Regions from separate parts of the Homo sapiens genome. Here region 2 is linked to region 1. Evidence: read pairs that join two places in POLR2A ChIA-PET (ENCODE). Cell type or tissue: HepG2. All regions are shown on one strand. Links, peaks and the distances in the headings refer to the core of each region. The heading gives the core; the rest is flanking DNA.

Evidence for each region. Peaks named below come from ENCODE experiments on the same cell type or tissue, not always from the same donor. Only the 100,000 strongest peaks of a DNase experiment are listed, where the experiment ranks them.
Region 2: POLR2A ChIA-PET joins it to region 1 with 7 read pairs; 4 of 35 experiments call an interaction of 5 or more read pairs at or near these places.

Annotation. Positions count from the first base shown.
Region 1 is chr11:126,090,363-126,093,274 of GRCh38, forward strand. No RefSeq gene overlaps it. Among named protein-coding and RNA genes, the nearest start is that of CDON, 29 kb to the left of the region's middle. In HepG2, for the core only: no CTCF peak of the experiment used is centred there; a DNase peak (open chromatin) is centred at 1,699; H3K4me3 peaks cover 314 bases.
Region 2 is chr11:126,213,610-126,216,521 of GRCh38, forward strand. The region is part of intron 1 of FAM118B (family with sequence similarity 118 member B); the gene reads left to right. It also overlaps the pseudogene RNU4-86P. Among named protein-coding and RNA genes, the nearest start is that of FAM118B, 3.3 kb to the left of the region's middle. In HepG2, for the core only: no CTCF peak of the experiment used is centred there; no DNase peak of the experiment used is centred there.

The DNA.
Region 1 (2,912 bases), core at 156-2,655:
GGCTGGTCTCAAACTTCTGACCTCAGATGATCCACCCGCCTCCGCCTCCCAAAGTGCTGGGATTACAGATGTGAGCCACCGTGCCTGGCCTCACTAATCTTTTCTGAAAGTGGACAAGACGCAAACACTAAGCTTCACACCATAAGGGAGAGTGCTTGCCTCTGGCCTTTCCCGTCTCTCAGGCCTGCCCTGATGTGCTTACTCACATGCACTGTGACGGTTGTTTTTGTTTGTTTGTTGCCCCAGTGTATGCAGCTGTGCTGGTAATTAAGAACATTCTGTGGTTACGATGGAGGACAATCCCATGTGACGCCTTTAGCACAGAGACCAGCATGGAGTCAACCCTCCATGCATACTAGTGTCAACACTGGGCACCATGCTGGATGTGTTATTGAAGTCACATTTGGCCTAGTTCCAAGTGGATGTGAGGTTTGACTTAGTTACTGCACTGGATCTCCCAACAGTTTAATGAGCCAGGTGGAAGTGAGGAACCAAGACCTGAGTGTTTATCCTTTGGTAGATTGGTCTGTGTTTCCAATAACCAGTAGTGACATGTGGTTACCACATATTAGAGACAAAAAGAATCCTGCAAGTTATGTACTATTATATTCATTTTTGCAGAAGAAAATAATAGAAATTAAATAATTTGCCCAACATACAGGAGAGCTCAGTCTACTAGACTCTTAGGCTCTCCCTCTTTTTTTCCTCCTCCTCCTCCTGTTCCTCCTTGTATCTTTTATCACATTCTCTTAATCAGAAATTTTCAAGCACATAGTTTAAAGACACCAAGAGTTCTGCAAGACTTGATAAGAAACGCAACAGCCCCCTCCATCACTCCCCCTCTCCCCACCAATTCTTGCTCCTCAGGAGTAACCTTCTCAACCCTTTCTTTTCTTTTCTTTTCTTTTCTTTTCTTTTCTTTTCTTTTCTTTTATGAGACAGAGTCTCCCTCTGTTGCTCAGGCTGTAGTGCAGTGACACGATCTCAGCTCACAGCAACCCGCCTCCCAAGTTCAAGTGATTCTCGTGCCTCAGCCTCCCAAGTAGCACGCGCCACCCCACCCGGCTGATTTTTTTTGTATTTTTAGTAGAGACGGGGTTTCACCATGTTGGCCAGGCTGGTCTTGAACTCCTGACCTCAAGTGATCCACTCACCTCAGCCTCCCAAAGTGCTAGGATTACAGGCGTGAGCCACCAGGCCCAGCCTTTTCTCAACTCTTTTGAACGGATTCTTTACTTTCTTTGCTAAATAGCAAGCTTATATCGCTACTGCTTAATTTTCCAATGTTAACCATTTCCTAGATTTTTCTTAAGTTAGGCCTTTGTCTATTTCTCGTTAGGAAAAGGGAGGATTTCAGGCCCGGCGCGGTGGCTCACGCCTGTAATCGCAGCACTTTGGGAGGCCGAGGGGGGCGGATCACGAGGTCAGGAGATCGAGACCATCCTGGCTAACACGGTGAAACCCCATCTCTACTAAAAATACAAAAAATTAGCCAGGCATGGTGGCGGGCGCCTGTAGTCCCAGCTACTGGGGAGGCTGAGGCAGGAGAATGGCGTGAGCCCAGGAGGTGGAGCTTGCAGTGAGCCGAGATTGCGCCACTGCACTCCAGCCTGGGCGACAGAGGGAGACCATCTCAAAAAAAAAAAAGGAAAGGGGAGGATTTCTTTCTCTCTCCGTTGCCAAAACATCCCGTTGCCACACACTGACGCACGCAGCTCCCGCCCCCACTCAGCTGGCCATTTCCCGAGTATAATTAGATCGTAATTTTCATTAGATCAACATTCAATATTTACTTTATCATGAATACATAAACGCTACCCACAGCCAAGTCGTGAGTGTACAATGATTATTTTCCCTCTGCGAAATTTTCCTCCTAGAGTTAAAAATCGTTTGGTTTTGTTTGTTTAGTTTTCTGTATATTTATTGCTGGTGTATTCCCAAACTCTCCCCAGATTGAGTAATCTCGTTTCAATTCCCTCAAATATTGAGATGACTTAGTCTATCTGCCTCGTTTTCTCCAGGAGATCATCCCTGGATCTTCTGGCTGGGCCAGTCTGCACTGGTTGTTCCCAGGGTCTGTTACAAAGCTGGTGGCTTGAGATCTCCCTTTACTATGTTATTGGAGCTTCCCGTTCCCTTGTTTCGGGGTCCTCTTTGTGCTGGGTGACATGTCTTCCTTCTTGGTGGAGCATATCCTTTGCAGTGGAATCCTGAGACAGTGCATGACAGACAAAATATGGACACATGGCACATATCTGAAAATGTCTCCATTCTGCCCTCACATTTGATTGGGAGTTTAGGTGAGTAGAAAATTCTACCTCGGAAGTAGCTGGCCTTTCTCCATTGTCTTCTAGCTTCCAGTGCTATTCTGATTCCTTGGTATGAAACTTGTTTATTTTCTCCGGAACCTTGTAGGATCCTCTCTTTGTTGCTAATATGCTGAAATGTCATAATTTACTTTCTTTGGGTGTTGGTTTTCTTCATTGATTATTCTGGGCACTTAATGGGCTCTTTCATTCTGGAAACTCACGTCTAAGACTAGGAAAATGTTCATGAATTATACCTTTGATCAGTTGATTTTTTAGATATATTTTTTAAAAATAGAGACAGGGTCTCACTATGTTGCCCAGGCTGGTCTCAAACTCCTGGACTCAAGTAATCCTCCCCTCTTGGCCTCCCAAAGTGCTGGGATTACAGGTATGAGCCACTTTGCTTGGCTGATTGATTGAATTGTATTTATTTTTATTTTTTTAGAGATGAAGTCTCACTCTGTCACTAAGGCTAGGGTGCAGTGGCATGATCATAGCTCACAGCAGCCTCAAACTCCTAGGCTCAAGCGATCCTCCTTCCTCATCCTCCCAAGTAGCTAGGACACCAGGCATCCATCACCATGCCTAGATAATTTATTTTTT
Region 2 (2,912 bases), core at 178-2,677, 120 kb after region 1:
TTACATTAATTAAAAACTTGTTTTGGGTACAGGACTTTTATGGTTTTGTGTCGGGGATGGGAGAGGCTGTTTCTACCCTAACCTTATGGCATTCAAGAAACTACACCTGTTCTTGCAGAGTTGGCCTTCTGTGGCGGGAAACAAAATGAAGAACCAACTCAAATGTCATTGCTAGTGACACAGAGCTTATGCTCTAGGGTTTCAGGTTAACTCAAAGCACACACTTAGTGACTTAAGAATAAAAATATTGGTCCCTTTTTTCTGGAGAAGGAACTTTTAGGTTTGTCTTGTTGAAACTTTGTAGAGAAATTTAAAGAATTCAAAGTTTTTGTTTGGTATGACAGTGCAGCTTTAGCCAGTATGGGTACATAAGTTATGACATCCTTAATGTTTCTCCGGTGAGTCTAGGCACTTGGTGATTTAAAGTAGAGTTGTTCTCAGTATAAAGAATTTATGTGGCCGGGCGCGGTGGCCCACGCCTGTAATCCCAGCACTTTGGGAGGCTGAGGCGGGCAGATCACGAGGTCAGGAGATCGAGACCATCCTGGCTAACATGGTGAAACCCCCGTCTCTACTAAAAATACAAAAAAAAAATTAGCCAGGCGCGGTGGCAGGCGCCTGTAATCCCAGCTACTCGGGAGGCTGAGGCGGGAGAATGGCGTGAACCCGGGAGGCGGAGCTTGCAGTGAGCCGAGATCGCATCACTGCACTCCAGTCTGGGCAACACAGCAAGACTCCATCTCAAAAAAAAAAAAAAGAATTTATGCAAATGTCATGTCTTTTTTTTTTTTTTTTTTCCAATTTTCAAAGAGCAATAATCACCCCTCAGATAAACCTCATTGGCTGCAATACTGCCACTGCAAAAAACTCTTTTGTTTCTGTTTTTTTTTTTTGTTTTTTTTTTGTTTTTTTTTTTTTACCTCTATATTGCCTCCTCCCTGTTCCTCATTCAGCTGGTCCTTTTTTAGGCAGTTCACTTTTCCACTTCTGCGCCAATGTCACAGTCCATTTGTTGGGAACTCCTCTTGTCTAAATGTTTTCTTAGAACAAGGAAGGAAATTCTATTAGTGATTTCTTCATTCTTGCAGACTACGGCTCTGTTCAAACATGACTTATTTACATTGATTTTGATATATCATAATATGTGCCCCTAAAGTAACCATATAAAGAAGAACTTGATAGTTTCTTTTTAAAGATATTTCCTAGTCTATTCAGGAACAAAAAGGCTGCATTAGTATTTCGCAAATATAAACAAACAAGGACTAACTAATAAAGGAACTTGCGTTTATCACAAATTTAAGGTTAATTAGTGGTATAAAGTTAAGTTACGCCTCCTCAAACTGTGATTTGCTAGTTGCAGATTAACCAGCGATTCCATTTCCTTGAAGAGCAGGAAGTACTTGGACATTGTTTTATGGTTTTAGAGAGATTAAAGGAGGCAATTAGCAGGAACTCTTGGGAGGTGCCCTGGAAAGTACAGTCATTGGGAGCCAGGAGATGTGGGACTAGTTCCAGTTCAGCCGCTGCGTACTTGAACAAATAATTTGGGCTTCAGTTTTTTGTCATTTGAAAGATTTTTGCAACTCTGTTTCTAGTCTATGAAGATTTTCCACTGATACTGAAATACTTCTCTTTCAGCCCGAATTAGTGGGATTTATTTCAGATTTATCTTGAATACATTTAGCATTGATACTAAGAAACTGGATTCTGCTCTTGTCCCCAGAATTTAACTTTTTGCCACTGAGCTAATGTTTATGTTTGGAGGTTACTTCATTGAGTGGTGTTGGAATATACTTTTAAGATTTCTGGCCAGGCGCGGTGGCTTACGCCTGTAACCCTAGCACTTTGGGAGGCCGAGGTGGGCGGATCACGAGATCAGGAGATGGAGAGCATCCTGGCTAACACGGTGAAACCCTGTCTCTACTAAAAATACAAAAATTAGCTGGGCGTGGTGGCAGGCACCTGTAGTCCCAGCTACTCGGGAGGCTGAGGCAGGAGAGTGGCGTGAACCCAGGAGGCAGAGCTTGCAGTGAGCCAAGATCGCGCCACTGCATTCCAGCCTGGGTGAAAGTATGAGACTCCGTCTCAAAAAAAAAAAAAAAAAAAATGTCCTAAATGGGGGTGGGGTGCATGGCTCACACCTTAATCCCAGCACTTTGGGAGGCCTAGCGGGGAGGATCTTTTGAGCCTAGGAGTTTGAGATCGCCTGGGCAACATAGCAAGACCTCGTCTCTACAGAAAATCACAAAATTAGCTGGGCATGGTGACGCACCTATGGTCCTAACTAACCCTTGAGGCTGAGGTGGGAGGATCATTTGAGCCCGGGAATTCAAGGCTGCAGCTGCAGTGAACCATGATTGCAGTACTGCACTCCAGCCTGGGTGACAGAGACAGACCCATCTCAAAAAAGAAAAAGTAATTTGTGTAATACAGTTTAAAAGTCAAATAGTAATAAAAGATTTGGAATTAAAAAACAGTTTCTCAGGCCAGGTCCAGTGGCTCATACCTGTAATCCCAGCACTTTGGGAGGCTGAGGCAGGTGGATTGCCTGAGGTCAGGAGTTCAAGACCAGCCTGGCCAACATGGTGAAACCCAATCTCTACTAAAAATACTAAAATTAGCTGAGCATGGTGGTGTGTGCCTGTAATCCCAGCTACTTGGGAGGCTGAGGTAGGAGAATCGCTGGAACTGGAGAGATGGAGGTTGCGGTGAGTCGAGGTCGCACCATTGCACTCCAGCCTAGGTGACAGAGCGAGACTCTGTCACCAAAAAAAAACCCAACAAAACAAAAACCGTTTCTCTGCCCTCCCTACCTCAAAGTCCCATTCTTTAGAGGCAACCACTCAGTTGTTTTCCTCTTTTCCTCTGTCTTTACAGTAAGTGGTCAACACCATCAGTATTCTTGAAACATG